Regions from separate parts of the Homo sapiens genome. Here regions 2 and 3 are each linked to region 1. Evidence: chromatin loops called from intact Hi-C (ENCODE). Cell type or tissue: dorsolateral prefrontal cortex. All regions are shown on one strand.

Region 1 (8,000 bases):
ACCCAGAGCTCTGCAGATCTGAGGATTGGGCACCTGCACACATAGTGCTGGTCTGAAGCATGTCCCCTGCCAAATTCATGCCCACCTAGAACCTCAGAATGTGGCCTTATTTAAAAATAGGGTCTCTACAGATGTTACCAAGTTAAGGATCCCAAGATGAGATCATCCTGGATTTATGAAGGGCCCTACATCCAAGCTGGAGGCCCTCCAAGCCCAAGCTGGTGGGGTCTAGCCCCAGTTTGCTCTGTGACCCTCCAACATGGCCCTCAAAATCTCTGAGCCTCAGACCCCCACCTGAGGACTTATGAAAGGAAGAAGACTCAAATTCACACCTCAGAAAAGCACATGAGAACAATGCTGCACCACGTACCCTCACTGAGACCCCAGACATTCTCGAAGACTAAATCGTCTCAGGTGCTGGAGAGGATGTGAGAGCTGGGAGGGTGAACAGCAGTGGCCCTTCTGGAAGGCATGTTGGGTGAAAATGGCTCCCCCTCTGCCCTACAGCAATTCCACTCCTGCGCATCCCCAGGAAATTGTGGAGAAGTACAAGGCAGCAGGGTCCAGCATATTTGCTGTTTGTGGAGGCAGGAGTCAGACATAACCAAGGTACCCCCGTCGCTAAGGGAATAAATACAACAGGATGAACATGAATTAGGGGGTCCAGGCAGCAGAAGGAAGCAATAAGCCTGATACACACATAGGAACACGGATAGATTTTAAACAGGGCAGCACGAGGAATGTTGACACGAGTTACCGTGCATGGCATGGAAAAGCCGCCCTCTCCTCAGACGTGACAGGCCACATGAAGGGGGCCTCCCTGTGCCACCCCCAGCTCAAAGCACTTCCACCTCTAGCTCCCTCGGTCCTCACTGAATCCTATAGGAAGGCATGGTTTTAGCCCATTTTATAGGCACCCTACTATTATGAGCTGAACAGTGTCCCCCCAAAATTCCCATGTTGCAGCCCTAACCCTCGGTGCATCAGAATGTGACTGTATTGGCGCGGGGGGCAGGGCCTTTAAATCGGTGATTACGTTTAAATGAGGTCAGTGGGGTGAGCCCTAATCCAATCTGACTGACGCCCTTAAAAGAGGAGATTAGGACCCGCAGAGAGTCACCGGGGATGTGCGCACACAGGGAGAAGGTGGCGTCTATGAGGCCGGGAGAGGGGTCTCCGGAGAAGCCAGCCCTGCCAACATCCTGATCTCAGACTTCCGGCCTCCAGAACTGTACGGGAATACATGGTCTTTGGCCCATGCACCTGTTATGGACATTTTTTTCTTTCTTTCTTTCTTTTTTTTTTTTTTTTGAGACAGAGTCCTGCTCTGTTGCCCAGACTGGAGTGCAGTGGCACGATCTCGGCTCACTGCAACCTCTGCCTCCCATGCAGACTCAGACACCCACCAGAGACCAGAGACTCGAAGAGCCTGTCCATGGTCACACAGCAGCAGGAGGCAGGGCCGGGATCTGGACCCACACCTGCAGGCTCCGGAATCTAGGACTGCACAAGGTCCAAGGACACACTCAGGTTTACAGACGCAGCCACACAGAGGATGGGCGCAGGGGCAGGGCGGGCTGAAGAGCGAGAGGGGTGAGGGGAAGGAGGGCATAAAAGGAGACCACTGAAAGCAGAAGCCAAGCGAGTTCCCGAACATGCGCGCTCCCAGCAGCACCGCTCCCGGCAGCCACCAGCCCAGACGCCCATCCACAGAGGCGCGGAAAAACAGCATGCAGTGCACCCGCACCGTGGAGGCCTGCTCAGCTACAAAAAGGAAAGCAGCACTCCACATGCCACACCACGGATGAACCCCAAAACATGACGCTAAGCGGAAGCAGCCAGGCACTTAAGGCCACACATTGCATGATTTCATTTATAAGAAATGTGCAGGGCCGGGCACGGTGGCTCAGGCCTGTAATCCCAACACTTTGGGACCGAGGCAGGTGTTTGACCTGAGGTCAGGAGTTTGAGACCAGCCTGGCCAACATGTGAAACCCCGTCTATATTAAAAATACAAAAAAAAAAAAAAAAAATTAGCCGGGCGTGGTGGCGGGCGCCTGTAGTCCCAGCTACTGGGGAGGCTGAGGCAGGAGAATCGCTTGAACCCAGGAGGCGGAGGTTGCAGTGAGCCGAGATCACGCCACTGCATTCCAGCCTGGGTGACACAGCAAGACTCTGCCTCAAAAAAAAAAGAAATGTCCAGGGCCGGGCACGGTGGCTCAGGCCTGTAATCCCAACACTTTGGGACCAAGGCAGGTGGATGACCTGAGGTCAGGAGTTTGAGACTAGCCTGGCCAACATGGTGAAACCCGTCTCTACTAAAAATACAAAAAAAAAAAATTAGCCGGGTGTGGTGACAGGCGCCTGTAGTCCCAGCTACTCGGGAGGCTGAGGCAGAAGAATCGCTTGAACCCGGGAGGCGGAGGTTGCAGTGAGCCAAGATTGCACCACTGCACTCCAGCCTGGGCGACAGAGCAAGACTCTGTCTCAAAAAAAAAGAAAGAAAGAAAGAAAGAAATGTCCGTAACAGGTGCATCTGTAGAGACAGAAAGAAAATGAGTGATTGCCAGGGGCTGGGGAGCTGCAAAGAGTGGAGAATGGGCAATTCTACTTGGGAGGGATGGAAATGTTTTGAAACTAGGTAGAAGTGGTGGTATCACTGAATTATTCGATTTACAAGGATTAATTATATGTTATGTGAATTTGAACTCAATAAATTATTAAATGAAAAACAAATGATAGGATTGGAAACGCTGCAACCACTTTGGACAAGAGCTTGGCCCTTCTCCATGCAGGTGAAGACACGCACGCCATGACCAGACCCCCTACTCTGACTGTCGGGCCCTAGAGGGATTCAGGCACATGTCCCTTGCAGGCAGGGACACGAGTGTGTCATAACCCAGAAGTGAACACAGTCACCGGCATCAGGGTTAAAACAGATGAACTGGCCGGGCGTGGTGGCTCACGCCTGTAATCTCAGCACTTTGGGAGGCCGAGGCAGGCGGATCATGAGGTCAAGAGGTCGAGACCATCCTGGCCAACATAGTGAAACCCCATCTCTACTAAAAATACAAAAATTAGCTGGGCATGGTGGTGCACTTGGGAGGCTGAGGCAGGAGAATTGCTTGAACCCGGGGGGCAGAAGTTGCAGTGAGCTGAGATCGCGCCACTGCACTCTAGCCTGGCCACACAGCAAGACTCCATCTCAAAAAAAAAAAAAAAAAAAAAAAAAAAAAGACAGATGAACTGTGATACTCAGCTTCTTCCGATTAGCATCATGAACTGTGATATGACATGGCCATGAAAATAGAGTGCAGCTTATCGCAGCAATGTGGGTGGATCCCACAAATACCATATGAAGTAACACCAGCAAGACCAAACCAAACAAAAATACTGAGAGTATGCCTGCATCCAAGTTAAGTCCAAAACCGGACCAAACTAATCCCGGTGTTTAGGGATGGCTATGAGGGAGTGATACTATAAAAAGCAAAGCAAGCTGGGACCAAACACAGTGTCTTCTGCAGGGGCTTCGGGGCAGATGAGCTTTCCCTCTTCTTCACGTGGGGTGATTGCATGCATGTTCATCTTAGTTACATATTTGATTGCATATGTCTTACACTTTCCTCAAAGTGAGCAAATTTCACAAAAAACAGAAATCCAAGACTCTGGGTGGAAAGTGCAAAGCGAGGGGTTGCAGCAGGTGGAGTCCAGGAGCCTGGGAACAGACAGTGGAAGGAAATCCCAAGGACAGGGGAGACTTGGCTGTTCCCAGAGCTGCCAAGGGATCCTGGCTGCAATGGGCTCTCGGCCAAGTAAGGCCAGTTTGACCTCCACCTGCCTGCCAGGAGGCCAGACAGGGCCAAGATGATCTGGCACAAGAATTTCCACAAGGCTCTGAGGCCTGGGCATCTGGGCTAGTGGCTGCCGGGAGGCCCAGTTAGGGAGAGGCAAAACAGGAAAAGCCCCCACCTGCCACTCCATCCAGCCTCCCGTTTCCACCCGACCAGCCCTGAGACCCCAGGGTTTCCACAATCTTCCTGGCCCAGGGGATGAGTCAGGGATCAGATCCGCCATCTCTTCCCATGTGATGGCACTGGGGTGGGCAGAGGCTGGCCGAGGGCCGCTGAAGGATGGACACATCACCGCTCAAAGGCAAGGAATGAGAGCCAGAAATTTTAGAAAGCAGGTGGAGGAAGGGACCAGGAGGAATTGCAGGCTTCTTCAACCCAAGAGGTTCAGACTTGCACTGTGACTGCCAGGCTGGGAGCTGGGGGAGGATCCAGGCACCCAACCCCGGCTCATCAGAAACACTCTGCTCCAATCTGATTCACACAATGAGGCTTTTGTGTGGGAGTCTGTGGGAAGACCACGTGCACTCCTGAGAAAGCAATCAGACAAATCCAAATCAAGGGCCATCCTGCCAAAAGCACCCGCCTGGCCCCTTTACAGATGCCAGTGTCCTGAAAGACCCAGCAAAGAGAAAAGGGCTGGAGAACAGGTCTGGATTAAAGAGGAAAAACACATGAGGCAACCAGACACAGCATGCAACCTTGGATTCAAAAAAAAATTTTCTTTTTCTGAGACGGAGACTCACTCTGTCGCCCAGGCTGGAGTGCAGTGGCACGATCTCGGCTCACTGCAACCTCCGCCTCCTGGGTTCAAGCGATTCTCCTGCCTCAGCCTCCCGAGTAGCTGGGACTACAGGTGTGCGCCACCATGCCTGGCTAATTTTTTTACTTTTAGTAGAGACAGGGTTTCACCATGCTGCCCAGGATGGTCTCAATCTCTTGACCTTGTGATCCACCCGCCTCGGCCTCCCACAGTGCTGGGATTACAAGCGTGAGCCACCACGCCCGGCCAATTCAAAATTTTTTAATGAACAACTATGACAAAAAGTGTTATTGGGGCCGTAAGGGAATCTGAACACAGACTGTCAGATTAAAGGTGTGGATCCTCGTGGCCTTCTTGAGTGGGGCCGTGGTCCACGGCCATGGAGAAGGACGTCCTTGTCCTTAGGATGCACCCAAAAGGCTCAGCAACGAGAGAGAGAGGATGCACATGCAGCAACTTGTACTTTTCTTCCCGTTTTTACAAAATAAAATCTTTGAAAATAGAACCTTGGGTGATGTGGTGGTGGAAGAACACACTGGGCTGCTTTATTTTACAAGCTGGATGCCTCCCTCGTGAGAACGGCAGAACGAGCCGTGGTACATCCGCACCGTGGAGCGTTTCCAGGCATCTAGAGAATCAGAGCGTGATCATCACCAGAAAATCCCAGCTGACTGAGGACGACATGGACAAGCGATGACAGCGTGAGAAACCCACGGTGCAGCAAAGCGTGCATAGTATGGTCCCATTTCAGCAAACTGCTGACAGATGGATCCCTCTCTATGTCTGTGTCTATCCGGTTAAGATGTTGGAAACAGCCAGCCCTTACTTGACACTTGCCGAGCTGCTATTTGAAGTGTGACATGTGCCAATTCTGCCACCTTAAAAGCCCTATGTAGGAGACACTTTTATTAACTTCATTTTACAGAAAAGTAAAAAAGGCACAGAGAGGGTAAGTCACTTGCCTGAAGGCACCCAACTGGGAAGTGGCCAAGCCAGGATTTGAACCTGGGCTGCCTGCCTTCAAAGTCCATATGCTGGGGTCCACCTGAGCTGCTGGAAGCTAAAGCCCTGCCAAAGGCTGGAGAGAAGCCTGGGATGCTGCTGGGACACACTGCAGGGTAAACCCAGTGGCTAGGATTCCAGATCAACTCCTCCACGGGTGCATCTGGGCAGCTCATCCCTCCCACCCCTACCTCATCCCCTCTCTGCCCACGGCACACCCCTGCAGCCTCTCACCTTGGGTGGACAAAGCCTGAACTTTGGCACACCAGCCCTGATATCTCCCCAACTTTTTAAAAAATGCCTCATCCCAGTCCTGCCGCCAGGATGTGAACAGGCAGGGGTATCAATGGGACCCTGGGAACTTTCTGCCTGAAGAACATTCGTTAGTGACTTCCTCCGGCACCCACCCAGGCCCCTTCCACCCTTGCTGCCCGGGCCCTCCTGGCCTCCATCCAGCTAGCCTGGGACAGTCGGCCCCACCCAGCACTGGCTGCTAACTATCTCCGTGGCCTTGAGTAAACCTCTGCTACCTACAGAATTTGGTTTCCAAAGGAAAAATAAAAGATAGAACTGAGCTTCGGAACCCAAGTCAGTCCAGATCTAACAATCTGACAGCTGATGAAACTTTCCCCGTTAGAGCAATTAGGCCAGGTACAGTGATTCATGAATGTAATCCCAGCACTTTGGAAGACCAAGGTGGGAGGATTGCTTGAGGCCAGGAGTTCAAGACCAGCCTGGGCAACATAGCAAGACCCCTGTCTCTACAAAAAATCTAAAAATTAGCTGGGCATGGTGGTGCACACCTGTAGTCCCAGTTATTCAGGAGGCCAAGGTAGGAGGATCGATTGAGCCTGAGTGGTTGAAGCTGCAGTGAGCCGTAATCATGCCACTGCACTCCAGCTTGGGTGACAGAGTGAGACCCTGTCTCAAAAAATCTAAATAAATAAATAATAAAGGGTGGGCACTGTGGCATATGCTTATAATCCCAGCACTTTGGGAGGCCAAGGTGGGTGGATCATTTGAGGTCAGGAGTTCCAGACCAGCCTGGCCAACCTGGTGAAACCTCGCCTCTACTAAAAATACAAAAATTAGCCGGGTGTAGTGGTGGGCACCTGTAATCCCAACTACTCAGGAGGCTGAGGCAGGAGAATCACTTGAACCCGGGAGGCGGAGGTTGCAGTGAGCCAAGATCATGCCACTGCACTCCAGCCCGGGCGACAGACTGAGACCATGTCTCAAAAAAATAAATAAATAGGCCGGGCTTCGTGGCTCACACCTGTAATCCCAGCACTTTGGGAGGTCGAGGTGGGCGGATCACCTGAGGTCAGGAGTTCGAGACCAGCCTGGCCAACATGGAGAAACCCTGTCTCTACTAAAAATACAAAATTAGCTGGGCACAGTGGCGCAGCCTGTAATCCCAGCTACTTGGGAGGCTGAGGTGAGAGAATCGCTTGAACCTGGGAGGCAAAGGTTGCGGTGAGCCGAGATCACACCATTGCACTCCAGCCTGGGCAACAAGAGAGAAACTCCGTCTCAAAATAAATAGGTAAGTAAATATAAGTAAATACATACATAATAAACAGCTGGTAAGCTACTACCTCCTCAAGAGGCCTTGGTAAACAGAATAGTCAGCCAAACAAAATAATCTCTAATACTGTAACAGCCAGAGACAGTGAAAGGCAATGTGGGGATGAAGTGGGAAGCTACCTGGGGGCAAAGGGGCTCAGCCCCATTTTTGCTGCCTATGGCCGCCTCTTCCCCCGACAACAGCCCCTCCTTTTTGCCTTTTGGGAACCACCCTACTCCTACCTGAGTCTCTGTGGGCAAGAACTACTTCCCTCCCTGGCTCCAAATGGGCAGGCGACCCAAGGCTGACCAATCACAGCAGTCCATTACTCGAGCCACAGCAATTGGTCCAAGGATGCACATGTGATCCCAGCTCAGCCAATCACAGCCAATGAGCATTGACTCCATAAGTTGTGCCAGCCACTGAGAAAATTCTTTAATTCTCCTTCAATATCCCTCAGGAAGGTTCCCTTCCAAGAGCTTCTGGGAATTCCAAAGCAGTCAGTTTCTCCCTGACGTGGTGCAGATGCCATTTATTTTCTAAGCGTCAGAGGAAGCCACTGGCAAGTGAGACTGGGGCGTACATATAAAAACATAGGAATCTAATTCTAGAATCGCATTCAGCCTGTCCAGATGCCCTGTCACGGGACCCAGGAAGAACAGCAGGGTCACAAGAAACTCACTCCCTACATTGACACTAACCAAGTCTACTTATGAGGGTCACTGCTGTTTTCCTTTTTTTTTCTAATTGAATGCATGTAGATGATTTTGCATGAATGACATGCTTATGGGCCACACCTCCACATTCCTGCACGGAGCAA
Region 2 (8,000 bases), 61 kb before region 1:
ATAGCATTTCTCCTAGAAGATAACCAAGCTAATTTATAGTTGACGTTGAAGCCACATAAAAATGGTTTTACACGGTTCTTCAATTTGCAAAAGGCAAAGAGGAAACAGGAAAGGCACATAAGTTTAGAGTCCAACAACCCTCAACGATTGCAGGTGGCTGAGATGTGGGGAGCTGCCGCTCTTAGACATAAGTACAAGCATCTTCAGGAAACACACCTGGGAGGTGGACAAGCCAAGCTGAAAAGGGCTCGTCCACTTGAAAATTTAAGCCAGCGAGGAAGCAAGGTGGGGAGATGGGCCATGGAGACCGACAACCAGTGGACTTAGCTGGGGGGCTGTTTAAAATCAACGAGGAACAGATTGTTCTGTTAAAATACTTTTGATTTATTTTAAAAGAATGACTTGAGAAGAAAAAATTACTGCTTTTTTTAATTTTTGAGACAGGATCTCACTCTGTTGTCCAGGCTGGAGTGCAATGGTGCGATCATGGCTCACTGCAGCCTCCAACTCCTGGGCTCAAGTGATCCTCCCACCTCAACCTCCCGAGTAGCTCAGATTACAGGCAAGAGCCACCATACCTGGCTCAAGTGGAAAATTTCTCTAAAGAGAAATTAAAATATGTTGAGTTTACCCGCATGTGATTTTTTTTTTTTAAATCAGGACAAATTACATAAAAACTGATAAGGCCGGCCAGGCACAGTGGCTCACACCTGTAATCCCAGAACTTTGGGAGGCCAAGGCGGCAGATCATGAGGTCAGGAGTTCAAGACCAGCCTGGCCAACATGGTGAAACCCCGCCTCTACTCAATATACAAAAATTAGCCAGGCATGGTGGCAGGTGCCTGTAATCCCAACTGCTCGGGAGGCTGAGGCTGAGGCTGAGGCTGAGGCTCCCACTTGAACCCGGGAGGTGGAGGTTGCAGTGAGCCAAGATTGTGCCACTGCACTCCAGCCTGGGCAACACAGCAAGACTCCATCTCAAAAAAGAAACCAAAAAAAATAAAAATAAAAAAACAAAAAAAACTGGTAAGGTCCTGCTACATCAAAACACACATAATGGGATAAATTTCACTTACGTGGCCTCCAGTGAAACCTGCAGGGAGGGAGCCACACTGCCGATCGTAGCATTCTTACTGGATTTGAGGGTGGGATGCTGATTTGGGGGCTGCGGCAGGGAAAGGGACCCTAGCCACAGCCTAGACCTTCTGTGCTTCCTGACCCTCCTTCCCTGTCCCCATTCTGGTGGACAATTTGGAGACAGACAGAAGGAGACAGAGGGATGAGGCTGTCATGGCCTCCTCTGGCCCAGTCCCTCAGCCAGTCCCCAGGGACCCCCTCATGTGGCTGTGCGTCGTCACTTGTGGACACCTATGGTGATGCTCTGCCACGGGAAGGTATTCATGGTCTGGGAGTGTGGGTTCTGAGTCCTTCTGTCCTCCCTACATAATTCAGTCTAGAAACTGGAGGGAGTTCCATTTTGCTCGCTGGAGTCACAGCCCTGCTGGGTTCTGGCTCCCCCTGGGGCAGTAACAGAGAAGGGGGCTCCCAAAAGGGCTGGTTGGACCCAATGGTCATTGTTCATCGGGAGCTCAAACGCTAGAGCAGCAACATGATGACAGCTGGTGTCCAGGCTACCATCTCACATTGTGGAAACCTTTTCCCCCCGAGGACAGGAATTTTGAAAGGAAGTCGGGTTTCAGGTCTGAAAGCCAAGGTGAAGAACCAGGAATGCTTTATTGTCACCCAGCATGCAAGCATGGAAGCAGGCAAGCCTTCCCTGAGACAGGGGAAGAGGAAGAATCATTCACCAGTGCTAAAGGAAGCAGGTGCTGCAGAGGAGCCAAGACCAGCAGAGCAGCGGGGCAGCCCCAAGGCCCCTCAGAAGGCCTCGGCCTGTGGCCCTAGGATGATGCAGGTGGGGGCCACCTCAGAGAGTGGCTTTCTGGTCCATGCATCCAAAAACAGCCTTTCCTGATGACCTGCCAGTGGGCAGCATCCCTTCCCCTGCCATGGCAGCCACTCGCCCATCTCCACTGCCCCTTGAGCTCTGTGATCACAGCTCTCCTGTCCTTCGTGTGACTGTAGTAACTTGCCTAAAGGCCTGCCTTGCCCATCTTTGCTGCAGATCTTATGTTCTGGTCATCTGCATCCCCTGACCTGTGCAAAGGGCCTTGCAGTGAATGCATGAATGAATAAATAAATGACCCCGAAGCAAGGAGGGACACTGTTATCACCCCTCTTCCTGCTGCTTCTGGAGGTCTGAAGCCCAGGGCTGGAGCTCTTCCCCACTTCCGTTCCCTCCTGATAGCAGCTGCCCCATCCTGTTCAAGCCATCGACTTCCTCACGCACTGGGGCCTCCCCGCTGGGCCCAGGCTTCCACCCCTCCCAGCCCGGGGCCCATTCCCCAGCCAGCAGCTGACCTAGTGATTCCCCTCTTTAAAAGCCTCCAATGCCTCTGTCACTCCCAGAATCAGTTCCAAACTGCTCACTGTGCACCACGAGGCCCTGGGTGGCCCGCCCTGTCCACTCTCAGACACCACCTCCTACCTCTGTCCCTGCCCTCACTCCCCTCCAGCCACCCTGGCCCTACCTGACCGTCCAATGTGCCTTGCCTGTCCCTGCCACAGGGCCTTTGCAGTGGCCGCTCCAGGCAGCATTCCTCATGTGGCTGTGTGCTGAGTGCCTCCCTGGCCTCCATGTCAAAGCTCACTATCTACCTCTTCAGAGAGGCCTTCCTGAAGCTCCATCTGTCCTTGTCCCCACTTGCTCCAGACATGCACTCTCCAGTCTGGAAGCTGCATTCAGTTGGTGAGCCCTTGAAACGGGGCCAGTCCAAAATGAGACCTGCTGCACATGTATCGTACACACAGGATTTCAAAGACTTCATGCAAAAACACTGCAAAAATATTGATGCCGTTTATACTGATTACATGTTGAAGTGATAATACTTTGCATATATTTGGGTTAAATAAGATTAAAATTAATTCCACCTGTTTCCTTTGACTGTTAAGTGGCTATTAGAAAATTTAAACTGAAAACCTCACACGTGGCTCACGCTGTATTTCTATTTGGCTCTAACCCCTCACAGCTCCTATCATGAGTGAAATTATCTTTTCTGCTGATTTACTTGGTTTTCATCTGTCTCCCCGGCTGGGATGCCAGCCCCCCTCAATCCCCCTGAGCAGGGATCTCAGCTGTCTCCTCTACTGCTGTACGTCCCCTCGCCCCTAACAGAACCTGGCATCCCCGGGTGCTGACTTGATGAATGGATGATGCAAGTACCAGGTCTCATTACTCAAAGCCCACCTGTGCCCCCTCCAAGGGAGGGTCCCAGGCCTTCCAGAACAGGCAGAGTAGTGGCAACGCGGCATGCAAAAGACGCAAGCGTGCTGCGCAGCCCCCAGCAGTGACCGCTCCCACTCCGGCAGAGACGCAGGACTGCTGCTGGAGGTGGGCTCCAGGCTGCGGTTGGCCAGAGGGTCCGATCTGAGGCCCCTTTCCCCCAGCAGGCAAGCGAATGGCTGTCAGCCCGGGCTGCCCTCTGGCCAGCACCTACTTGGCTCCGGATTTGGCAGATGACAGGGACCAGCAGCAGGACGCAGCCCAGCGCCAGGAGGACGTACTGGGCATAGTGCATCACCTTGGGCATCAACACCAGCTGAGTGTAGAATGTGTGAAGAGTCTCCCCCTCCATGGCCCCGCTCTGAGGAGACAGAATGACAAACACATGAGCTGGGGCCGCAGGCTGCGGGCTACAGCGCAGATGCCACCCAACACCTTCCTCTGTGCCCGCCTCAGCTTTTCCCCACCTCAAGCTTCCCGGCTAAAGCATGTGTTGGAGCCTGCCAGGGACCTCCTCCCTCCAGGACACAAGGTGAGACTACAATTCCCCGACTCCCTTGCAGTTGGGCAGGGCCATATGATCGTGTCCTGACCAATGGGAGGTGGACCTGGCCTCACGTGACTCTCCATCTCGTTCCCTGCCACTGAATGGAGGCTCTCCAGGATGGCGGGGCCACCGGGGCCCTGGAACCCTAAATGACTGCAGGGAGCAGAGCTCTGCCTCCCCATCAACCCACTTCAGATTCGGCTGTGAGTAGGAAGTAAACTTGACATTCGGAGGCTTGTTTGTCCTGGCCATTAGCTAGCCCTGATTTAAAACGAGGTGGGCAAGAAACAATAAATACAGTAAATAAAATAAAATAAAATAATAAAATAAAACAAGCTAGGCCAGAAGGAATTCTGAAAAGCTGCGAGAGAAGTAAGTTTAAGAGAAAAGCTGACACCTTGGAAACCAACTTCCCCACTTTCAGGAGAAGAGGTCATATGCCCCAACAAAATTATTTTACACCCAGGGCCAGGGACTTTACCTCTTCATGCAGCTTCTGTCTTCCCCATCTCTAGGGATCCCTTTCACCTTGGTGGGATAACTGACATAGGGTGCTTGGACAGGGTGAAGTTTCTGATACGCTGGTCCATGTCACAGTCCGGTTACCCTGGCTCAGCCCTCTCCCTTTCTACAAGCTGCTCCCCCCGCCTCCTGCCTCAAATGCCCACATTGGCTCTTAACAAAAGCCCCCGACGCTGTGCCCAACGCACCCTTACCTCTGCAAACCAGAGCAGCGGCAGGACCACAGGCTCAATCTTCCCAGTTTGTCTGGAAATAAGCAAGACATAGCTGTGTGAAACAAAGTCTTACACCCAAACTTGATCTAATTCTGCTTGAATACAACATCTAAACAGGTTTAGTATAATTTTGCACACACTAAACCCTCACCACCAAATATAAACAATGAGCTGAAACACTTTAGGAGCCATATGACAAAACTGTCCCCAGGCTGAAGGTCTCAGTCTACAGCCCTCAATAATACTTGTAAATAAGACTAACTTTAAATCTTTAAAAGGCGTTTTGTTTTTTTTTTTCTTTAGTTGACAAGGTGAGATGTTTTCCCACAGGGCTGTTTGACATCACACAGCTTTGAACCTGTGATCATAAGCTCTGAGGCCAGGAGGGATTTGATTCTGCAATCTCAGTCATCCCTCCTTATCCATGGTTTTGATTTCTGCCATTTCTTACCCTCAGTACAGTACAATAAGATATTTTGAGGGAGAGACCATGTTCACATAACTTTTATTATAGTATTTGTTATAATTACCCTATTCTTAGTTATTGTTAATTGTGGCTATGCCTAATTTATAAATTAACTTTATCATAGATGTGTGTGTATAGGAAGAAGCATAGTATATGCTATACAGGGTTCAGTACTATCCCCAGCTTCAGGCATCCACTGGGGGTCTTGGAATATACCCCCAGGGATAAGGGGTCCATGGTACTTGATTGGCATGGGCTGAGGGAACCAGTGTTTCGATGTGCTGCCAGAAGGAATCTCCCCTGGCAAAGAGCTTGACAACTTGAAAATAATCTTTTTAAACTAAAAACTCACATCTCCTACAGGGCAGAGACCACCAGTGACCCAGCCAAAATCCATTGGTCCCTTTTAGAAACAGGACCCAAATTTTACTCAGGATGGCAATGCACCCAGTTAAAGACTCCACTTCAGCCTCTCTTGTGGCAAGTGAGGCTCTGTGACCAAGTTCTGGTTAATGAGATGTTCGCAGAAGCGTTACGTGGGATGGCCGGGAGGGCTGCTTAAAAAGAAGCTTTCACAGCTGGGAGGTGAACCTTTTTTCCCTCCTCCCTTTCAGATGCCTGAAACGCAGATGCAAGGGCTGGAGCTCTGCAGACACTGGGACCAGAGGTGACCTTGAGGATGGAAGCCATGTGTTGGGAAAATGGAACAGAAAGATGAGTGGAACTTGGACTATGAATGTCTCTTGCCATACTTGGACTGTCTGCCTCCAGACATCCTCTAAAAGAAGATTTTTAAAATAACAATATACCTTTGTCCCATTTGAGCCACAACTGTTGAGTTTACTGATCTATACTGCCAAACCTAATTCCACCAATATACCTCACGACCCAGCAATTACGCTCTTCAGAAACTGCCCTAGAGATGCTCACACATGCACACAGAGGCACAAAGATGTTCAGTGTTGCTTGGACTAGCAAAGACAAACAGACAAACGACAATATGTATCTTCTCTATGGCCACATATATATGAATGTAAATAAGTAGGAAAAGGCCTGGAAGGAAGCACAGCAAATTGATGATGGTGGGTACGGCTGGGGATGGCGGGGAGTCACAGGAAACCATATTCTTCCCCTCAGGAAGATATGTTCTTATTACCTGTGAAGTTAAAACTTACACGTCAAGTTAAAAAGATAATAAAATCCAAAGGGAGAATAAAAGTAAACTTGATACTGCAGAAACGTCACAGGCATGACCTCATCCAGGCTATCAAGGTCGACATCAACAGTGATACAGTATGTTGACGGAATGTACCCAAGATGCTCTGAAACTGGAACTTTCTCTCTGCGGTCCTCCTCCCAAAACCCATCACCCCAGTCTAATCATGAGAAAAGCACCAGACCAATCCCAGTAGAGGGTCATCCTACAAAATACCTGACCAGTGCTTCTCAAAAGTGTCACTGTCATCAAAATGAAGGAGAGATGAGAGACTGTCACAGCCAAAAGGTGCCTAAGGAGACCGGAAGACCAATGCGACACCTGGGAAACTGTGACCTGCCACGACGAAGGGGACCGTGCAGACATGACTGCATCAAGGCTCTCAGATGGGGAGAGCGTCCTGGAATATCTAGGTGGGTCCATGCAGATATGGTTACATCAAGGTTCTGAGATGGGAAGAGTATCCTGGAATACCTAGGTAGGCCCCAGAGAATCACAAAAGTCCTTAAAGAGAGAAGCGGGAAGTCCTAGCCAGAGCAATCAGGCAAGAGAAAGAAAAACGAAAAAACAAAAACAAATTTTAAAACCCTAAAAAAAGAAAAATTAATTTTTAAAAAGAGGGGCTGGGGCGTGGTGGCTCACGCCTGTAATCCCAGCACTTTGGGAGGCCGAGGCAGGTGGATCACAAGGTCAGGAGATTGAGACCATCCTGGGCAACATGGTGAAACCCCATCTCTACTAAAAATATAAAAATTGGCCGGACGTGGTGGCACATGCCTGTAATCCCAGCTACTCGGGAGGCTGAGGCAGGAGAATCACTTGAACCAGGGAGTCAGAGGTTGCAGTGAGCGGAGATCATGCCATTGCACTCCAGCCTGGCGACAGAGTGAGACTCCGTCTCAAAAAAAAAAAAAAGAGGGAAGCAGGAGGTTAGAGGCAGAGAGAAATTGGACAGTGCTACACTGCTGGCTTTAAAGAGGGAGAGGCCAAGTGCAGTGGTTCACGCCTGTAATCCCAGCACTTTGGGAGGCTGAGGTGGGAGGATCACTTGCACCCTGGAGTTCAAGACCAGCCTGGGCAACATAGTGAGACCCCTGTCTCTACAAAAAAAACACAAAAATTAGCAGGGTATGGTGGCACATGCCTGTAGTCCCAGCTACTCAGGAGGCTCAGGTGGGAGGATCGCCTAAGCCCAGGAGGCCAAGGCTGCAGTGAACTATAGATCATGCCACTGTACTCCAGTCTAGATAGCAGAGCGAGACTGTGTCTCAACAACAACAACAACAACAACAAAACAGGGAGGGCTAGGATTAAGGTCATGAGCTAAGGAAAGTAGGCAGCTTCTAGAAGCTGTAAACGGCAAGGCACAGGTTCTCCCCTGGAGCCTCTGGAAGGAACAAGGCCTGCAGATACCTTGATCTTAGCCTTGTTGTGTTCCTTTCAGACTTCAGACTCCCAACACTGCAAGATAGTTTTTAAAAGTGAGCCATGACATTTGTGGCAAAATTGTGACAGCAGCAAAAGGAAATGAATACAGCAACTCACACTCAGTATGGAGCAGCAGGGTGGGCTGGCTCACCACTTGCCCCACACAGACCCCCCCACAACAGGTGTCTAGCAGAAAAGGCAGTGTGGCGAGGTGGTTAATAGTGCACACTCAAGCGTCGCTGCCTGGATTTGAATCCCACCTG
Region 3 (8,000 bases), 51 kb after region 1:
AAAGCAGGCCAAGTGCAGTGGTTCATGCCTGTAATCCCAGCACTTTGGGAGGCTAAGGTGGGAGGATCACTTGAGGCCAAGAGTTTGAGACCAGCCTGGGCAACATGGCAAGACGCACTCTGTACCAATAAGATATAAAAATTAGCCAGGCATGGTGGTATGCACCTGTAGTCCCAGCTACTCGTGAGGCTGAGGCAGGAGGTTCACTTGAACCCAGGAGGTTGAAGCTGCGGTGAACCGAGATGCCGTCACTGCACTCCAGCCTGTGCAACAGAGCAAGACCCTGTCTCAAGAAAATAAAAAAAAAAAACCATAAAATTAAATTACATTAAAAAGTGGCCGAGTGCAATGGCTCACACCTATAATCCTAGCACTTTGGGAAGCCAAGGTGGGAGAATCACTTGAGCCCAGGAGTTTAACACCAGCTTGGCCAACATGGTGAAACCCATCTCTACTAAAAAGACAAAAGTTAGCTGGGCGTGGTGGTGGGCACCTGTAATCCCAGCTACTCGGAGGGCTGAGGCAGGAGAATCACTTGAACCTGGGAGGCAGAGGCTGCAGTGAGCCCAGATCATGCCACTGCACTCCAGCCTGGGCAACAGAGCAAGACTCCATCTCAAAAACAAAAAAATTAATTAAAAAGTGGCATTTACTACATTCACGGTGTTGTATAACCACCACCTCTACCTAGTTCCAGATATTTTTATCACCCCAAAATAAAACCCTGTACCCATTAAACACTCCCTCCTCACTCCCCCTCCTCCAGCCTCTGGCAGCCACTCATCTGCTTTCTGTCTCTGTGCATCTGCCTGTTATGGATATTTCCCATAAAAGGAGTCATACAATATGTGGCCTTTTTGTCTCTTGTATTTAAAAAAATCAACTATTGTTGACATTTGAAAACTTGTTTATGTTCCTACCTAAATACCATTCCTATTACTCCATCTTGAGAACTAATTAAGAATTGTTTGAAGTTAGGAAGGATCCTTTGGGAAGATAAGACTCAAAACTGTAACAGAAACAGCTCACCAAGATAGCAAAAAAATTATTATCCATTCATTATTTAGTCTACACGTATTTATTGAGCACCTACTATTGTCAAGCCCTGTTCTGGGCACCGGGATACAGCAGTGAGACAGACGAGGCCCCTGCTCATGGAGAATGCTGGAGACTTAAGTAAATACCAGGGAGCCAAAAGTGCTAAGTAAAGAAGTAAAACAGATGGGATCAGGCAGGACCGGATGGCAACCTTAGGTTGGGAGGTCAGGGAAGGCCTCTCTGAGTTAAACTAACCTGGAAATGACAAATTAGGCCTGCCACTCAAAGCTGGGAAAAGATTTGCAGGCAGAGGGAACAGTACGTGAAAATGTCAACAGCCCAGGAGACTGAGGCTGCACATCCTTTAACTGGTGGTCAAGGGAAGGGGAGAGAGGGAATGGTGCCCTCAGGGAGGGCAGCAGTGTTTTCTGTAGCCACGACGCCAACAGCAGAGGGAAGCGACCTCTCCCTTGCTGTGGGTAAGGCTGGGAATTGGCAACATGTTTCTGAAGGACAGATTGGCAACGGAGTCAGAAAGTTTTAAAATTTGCAAACTGCTGGGTGTGGTGGCTCACGCCTGTAATCCCAACACTTTGGGAGGCTGATGTGTGGGTGAATTGCTTGAGTCCAGGAGTTTGAAACCAGCCTGGGCAACATGGTGAGACCCTCATCTCTACAAAATATTTAAAAATTAGCCAGGTGTGATGGTGTGTGCTTGTGGTCCCAGCCACTGGGGAGGCTGAGGCTGGAGAGTCACTCGAGCCCACGGAGGCTGAGGCTGCAGTGAGCCGAGATGACGCCACTGCACTCCAGCCTGGGCGACAGAGTGAGACTCCGTCCCCCCCCCCAAAAAAAAAAAGAAAAGAGCGGCTTAGACTCTGCCTGGGATGGGGCCTGGGTTGGTCAAGGAGCTTTCTGTTAGCTGCTGTAACAAATCATGAACATAGTGACTTAAAACAACACAAATTGATTATCTTCTCATTATCTTTCGTTTCTGGAGGTCAGAAGTCCAAAACGGTTTCACCTGGCTAAAGTCAAGGAGTCTGCAGGGCTGCATCCCTTCTGGAAGCTCTAGGGGACAATCCGTTTCCTCACCTTTTTCAGCTTCTAGAGGTCGCCTGCACTCCTTGGCTCACGGCCCCCTCCTCCACCCGCAAAGCTCATCACTCCAGCCGCTGCCCCTGTGTCCACGTCACCTTCTTCCCCAAGACTGACTCCTGTGTCCCTCTCATAAGGACCCTTGTGGTTACATCAACCCACCAGATAAGCCCCAGATCATCTCCCCATCTCGGCACTTTTAATTTAATTCCAAAGTAACACAGTCACAGGTCCCAGAAAATTAGGATGCAGACATCTTTGGAGGAGCCATTGTTCAGCCTACCACAGAGGGCCTCTTTGATGGATAAAATCTGAATCAAAACCAAATGATTGAGAAAAAGTCACCCATGAGAGCAGAGCATTCTGGGTAGGGGTGGGCAGCAAGTGCAAAGGGCCTGTGGCAGGAGCTGGTTCGGCAGTTGGAGCACAGACCGTGAGACAGAGAGTGGCACCAGGGACGGGCCCAGGGCAGCTGGACCTTGTGGTCTGCAGCGAGGTATCATCCTTCCTTCTGCTCTGGCTGGGATGAGGATGATGAAAAACAAACTCAGGTTCATGTAGGAGACAGAGACGGTGTGGGACAAACAACAGATAGGACAATCTTGGAGTCTCTCCAAGGAACTGACTTTGACCTCAGACCTGAGTGGTCAGGGGGGCAAGGATCGGGAGGCCCTGGTCCTGTAGGGCCTTGTAGCCTTCGCAGAGGAAGTTGCATTTTTTGTGTATGCATTGGGAAGAAGCAGTTGATGGGGTTTAAGCAGGGATGGGGCAGGAGTCGTGTACCAGTTTTAAGGCAATCCCTGGCTGCTTTGCAGAGAGATTCAAGGATGAGCTGAAAGTCTCTATATTGAGAAGTTTTGCTCATCATAATCCGAAAGGAAGGGGAAGAAAACAGTTTGGCAGTTCACCAACAAGTTAAACATACAGGGAGTCTCTCTGAACCTATTCTGGTTCAGGGTCTGCTTGATTGAAACAAAAAAACGAAAAGAAAAAGAATCAAGTTATACATAGCATCACTATATGACCCAGGAATTCCACTCCTAGGCATACATCCAAGAGAACTGAAGACAGGCACTCAAACAAACACCTGTTTATGCATGTTCATAGCAGCAGTATTCATAACAGCAAAAAGCAAAAATACACATCACATAATACTCATTCACTTTTAACCATTTAAAAAACTATTTGGGAGACAACTCAAATACCCATCAATGGATGACAAAATGTGGCCTGTCCATACCACGGAATATGATTCAGCCATAAAAAGAAATGAAATATTGGCTGGCCATGGTGGCTTATACCTCTAATTTCAGCACTTTGGGAGTCTGAGGCAGGAGGATCACTTGAGGTCAAGAGTTAGAGACCAGCCTGGCCAACATAGAGAGACCCCATCTCAAAAAAAAAATTTTTTTTTAACACTGATACATACTACATCATGGATGAACCTCGAAAACCTGCTGCTAAGTGAGAGAAGTCAGGGCCAGGCACAATGGCTCACGCCTGTAATCCCAGCACTTTGAGAGGCTGAGGTGGGCAGATCACCTGAGGTCAGGAGTTCAAGACCATCCTGGCCAACATGGCAAAACCCCGTCTCTACTAAAAGTACAAACAAATTAACTACGCATAGTGGCAGGCGCCTGTAGTCCCAGCTACTTGGGAGGCTGAGGCAGGAGAATCACTTGAACCCGGGAGGCGGAGGCTGCAGTAAGCTGAGATCACACCACTGCACTCCAGCCTGGGAGACAGAGCAAGACTCTGTCTCAAAAAAAAAAAAAGTGAGAGAAGCCAGATACAAAAGGCCACACAGTGCAAGATTCTATTTATAGGAAATCTCCAGAGTAAGCATATCCATAGACAGAACACAGAGGGGCTCACGCCTGTTATCTCAGCGCTTTGGAAGGCTGAGGCAGGAGGATTGTTTGAGGCCAGAAATTTGAGGCTGCAGTGAGCTATGATTGCACCACTACACTCCAGCCCAGATGGCAGATCAAGACCCTGTCTGAAAAAAAAAAGAAAAAGAGACAGAAAACAGATTGGTGTTCACCAGGGACTGGGGAGAGGGAGAAATAGGAGGTGACTACTAATGGGTACAGGGGTTTCCTTTGGGAATGAAGGAATGTTCTGGAACTAGATGGAGGAGGTGGTTGCATAACATTGTGAATGTCCTAAATGCCACTGAACTGTACACTCAAAATGGTTAAAATGGTGAATTTTTTTTTAATGGCGAGTTCTGTGTTATGAGTATTTTACCACAATTTTTAAAGGACGGAGGAGATGGAGGGGTGCGGAGATGGAGGGGTGCAGGGACGGTGTGGGGAACGGTGGCGCCACCTGCGGGTACCACGCTCCGTGCCCACTTCCTTTAGGTGATGCCAGCACCCGGCTAGGAGCGAGTCACCTCCCCACTCCCCCTTGTGGCTGCCTTATGTTTTTTGTGGTGGCCTTGGAGAGAACCGGGGTGCCAGGACAGCCTGCATACGCTTGAGAGATGCTCTGGCTTTTGGCCATGGACTCTCAATTTAGGTTCGGTAACATTTCACCAGGGCCCTTGCCAGCCCCTAACTCAGCGTGGTGCCCGTGAGCACGCACAGAAACCTCCCCACGCTGGGAGGGGGCAGTGCTCCACCATCTGGGAACATTTTAGAAGCCCCCCAAATGGAAGACTCAACAATTGTTTCCTGTTTCTGCCTGCTTTCTAAACATTTTTCCACGTCTTACCACCATGCACATAGTTTTTAACTATTTTATCCATTTGTGTGTGTGACACTAAGGGCATTCACATTGCTGTGCAGCCGTTGCCACCATTCATCTCCAGAACAGTTTCGTCTTCCCAGACTGAAACTCGGTCCCCATTTTCATCCTGCAAAACTACAACTCCATACCCATTAACCCATTTCCTGTTTAGAAAAAAAAAAGTGCAGTTTGCTGCCAGCACTCATTTAATTTTACATAAACACGCTCTTTGAGGCTGAAGCAAATGTGACTGATTTTCAATGTGAAAATAAAATATAAAAACTGTTCTTGGCTGGGCACAGTGGCTCATGCTTGTAATCACAGCACTTTGGGAGCCCGAGGCTGGTGGATTGCTTGAGGTCAGGAGTTCAAGACCAGCCTGACCAACGTGGTGAAACCCCATCTCTACTCAAAATACAAAAATTAGCCAGTTGTGGTGGCAGGCACCTGTAATCCCAGCTACTCGGAAGGCTAAGGCAGGAGAATCGCTTGAACCCGAGAGGTGGAGGTTGCAGTGAGCTGAGATCGTGCCACTGAATTCCAGCCTGGGTGACAGAGCAAAGAGCTGGGATTACAGGCGTGAGCCACTGTGCCTGGTCTACACTGGTGGACTTTTAGGGTTGTTTTTTAGGGTTGTTTTCTGATTTCGGCTGTGAGCATGGGCACACCATAATTCTTTTTTTTCTTTTTTTTTTTTTTCTTTTTGGAGACAGAGTCTTGCTCTGTCACTCAGACTGGAGTACAGTGGTGCGATCTCAGCTCACTGCAACCTCCGCCTCCCGGGTTCAAGTGATCCTCCTGCCCACCACCATGCATGCCACCATGCCCAGCTAATTTTTGTATTTTTAGTAGAGACGGGGTTTCACCATGTTGGGCAGACTGGTCTCAAACTCCTGACCTCGTGATCCACCCACCTCGGCCTCCCAAAGTGCTGGGATTACAGGTGTGAACCACTGCACCCGGCTATAATTATTTTCAATGTTACACGCTTCAGCTAAGTCACCAGGGTTGTCCCTCTGTGGCTGCATGAATCTTAGATTCCAGGAGCAAATCAGTCCATCAGCCACTGAGGTTGGGGCAAGTGAAAAAGGACAGCCCTGCTGGCCAGGTGCAGTAGCTCACACCTGTAATCCCAGCACTTTGGGAGGCCAAGGCAGCAGGATCACTTGAGCCCAGGAGTTCCAGACCAGCCCAAGCAACATAGCAAGACGCCATCTCTACAGTCCCTTATTTGTTAAATGAACAAATAAACAAACTGCACAGTTAAATGAACAAACTGCACAATTACTTTATAACAAAATTACCTTTGAGAAACATTATAATTTTTTAAACAGTGACAGCCAGGCACTCTTGCAGTTTGTCATAGCTTCTGCCATTCCATATCCAATTCCGTCTTTCTCTCTGCATCCACCATAGCTAATAATTAGCAACACAAGCTCAGTGCAAACGACAGATGAGGCAATCATCACAAACATTAGATGCCCTCCTGGAGGGCAAAGTCTCCGCGTCCCCAGCTGAGATCCCAAGGGCTTCAAGAAGTGTTTTCTACATGGAAAGTGACTTTGTCAAGTGAAATAATCAATGAGGTCCTTATTGTGTGAGGGAACACAGAATAATTTTTAAGGTAAAACTATCACCGGGCACGGTGGCTCATACCTGTAATCCTAGCACTTTGGGAGGCTGAGTCGGGTGGATCACCTGAGGTTAGGAGTTCGAGACCAGCCTGACCAACATGGAGAAACCCCATCTCTACTAAAAATACAAAATTAGCTGGGTGTGCTGGCACATGCCTGTAATCCCAGCTACTCGGGAGGCTGAGGCAGGAGAATCACTTGAACCCGGGAGGCAGAGGTTGCAGTGAGCCAAGATCACGCCATTGCACTCCAGCCTGGGTAACAAGAGTGAAACTCCATCTCAAAAAAAAAAAAAAAGAAAGAAAGAAAACTATCATGAGATACTGTAATTCACCTGGCAGATAAATAAGCAAAGTGTGAGGAGCTCCTTGTGTTGTTAGGGTGTGAGGAAGGCACTGCTGACGGCTGTTGGTAGAAGGGTAAATTTGTGTAACCTCTTTGGAGGGGAATTTGACAAAGCCTGTCTAAATTTAAAATGCATATGGCCTTTGACCCAGCAAGTTCACTTTGAGAAGTTATCTTTCAGATATATATGCACACAAGGGCAAAAATCTATGGATAAAAATAGCCAGCCGGACGCAGTGACTCACTTCTGTAATCCCAGCACTTTGGGAGGCTGAGGTGTGCCAATCACTTGAGCTCCAGAGTTTGGGACCAGCCTGGGTAACATAGTGCTACTCCATCTCTATGAAAAATACAAAAATTAGCCAGGCATGGTGGTGCATGCCTGCAGTCCCATCTACTTGGAAGGCTAAGGTAGGAGAAGCACTTGAGCCTGGGAGGTCGAGGCTACGGTGAGCTGAGATCATGCCACAGCACTCCAGCCTGGGCGACAGAGCAAGACTCTGTCTCAAAAACTAATAATAACAATAATAAATAAAATACCTGTGCTCACTTCGGCAGCATGTATGCTAAAATTGAAATGATACAGAGTAGTTTAGCATGGCACCTGTTTACATTTTAAAAAAGGAAATAGCCTTGGCTGGGTGCTGTGGTTCATGCCTATTACCCCAGCACTGTGGGAGGCCGAGGCAGGCAGATACTTGAGCCCAGGAGTTTGAGATCAGCCTGAGCAACATGGTGAAACCCCGTCTCTACACAAAACACAAAAATTAGCTGGGCATGGTGGCGCATGTCTGTAGTCCCAGCTACTTGGGAGAAAGAAGTCAGAGGAGAATCACTTGAACCCAGGAGGTGGAGGTTGCAGTGAGCTGAGATTGCACCACTGCACTCCAGCCTGGGTGACAGAGCGAGACACCATGTCAAAAAAAAAAAAAAAAAAAAGGATGTGTACATTGAGTTTATCCAGAAGACAGATCAAAAGTAGGTGCCCTTAGGTTCCATCACCGCTGCTTTCAGCTGCCTACCCTCAAACCCATATGGCATTCTGATTGTTTTTTCAGGGTGGCGACACATTCAGCTTCAACTAATGGGTTATAATTGGTCTAAACCAGTGGTTTACAAGGAGGGAAAATTTTGCCTCCCAGGGAACTTAGA

The links. Peaks named below come from ENCODE experiments on the same cell type or tissue, not always from the same donor. Only the 100,000 strongest peaks of a DNase experiment are listed, where the experiment ranks them.
Region 2: it touches region 1 in a loop (2.4-fold over the local background); 6 of 110 quality-filtered maps call a loop at or near these places.
Region 3: it touches region 1 in a loop (3.0-fold over the local background); 9 of 110 quality-filtered maps call a loop at or near these places.

Annotation. Positions count from the first base shown.
Region 1 is chr12:124,843,523-124,851,522 of GRCh38, forward strand. All of the region lies in intron 1 of SCARB1 (scavenger receptor class B member 1), which reads right to left. Among named protein-coding and RNA genes, the nearest start is that of SCARB1, 16 kb to the right of the region's middle. In dorsolateral prefrontal cortex, no CTCF peak of the experiment used is centred here; DNase peaks (open chromatin) are centred at 4,329 and 5,229; H3K4me3 peaks cover 1,939 bases; H3K27ac peaks cover 5,400 bases.
Region 2 is chr12:124,782,800-124,790,799 of GRCh38, forward strand. SCARB1 (scavenger receptor class B member 1) reads right to left here. Exons shown (of 13, transcript NM_005505.5): 10 at 4,607-4,658; 11 at 3,558-3,704; 12 at 1-12. It overlaps LOC124903046 (a long non-coding RNA gene), which reads left to right and starts at 3,964. Exons shown (of 2, transcript XR_007063510.1): 1 at 3,964-4,093; 2 at 5,708-8,000. RefSeq lists a silencer at 50-250 and enhancers at 1,447-2,215, 3,510-4,010. In dorsolateral prefrontal cortex, no CTCF peak of the experiment used is centred here; a DNase peak (open chromatin) is centred at 3,952; H3K4me3 peaks cover 838 bases; H3K27ac peaks cover 826 bases.
Region 3 is chr12:124,894,122-124,902,121 of GRCh38, forward strand. It overlaps the pseudogene RNU6-927P. Among named protein-coding and RNA genes, the nearest start is that of UBC, 17 kb to the right of the region's middle. In dorsolateral prefrontal cortex, CTCF peaks have their summits at 4,560 (motif pointing left) and 4,760; a DNase peak (open chromatin) is centred at 4,510; H3K4me3 peaks cover 1,066 bases; H3K27ac peaks cover 1,374 bases.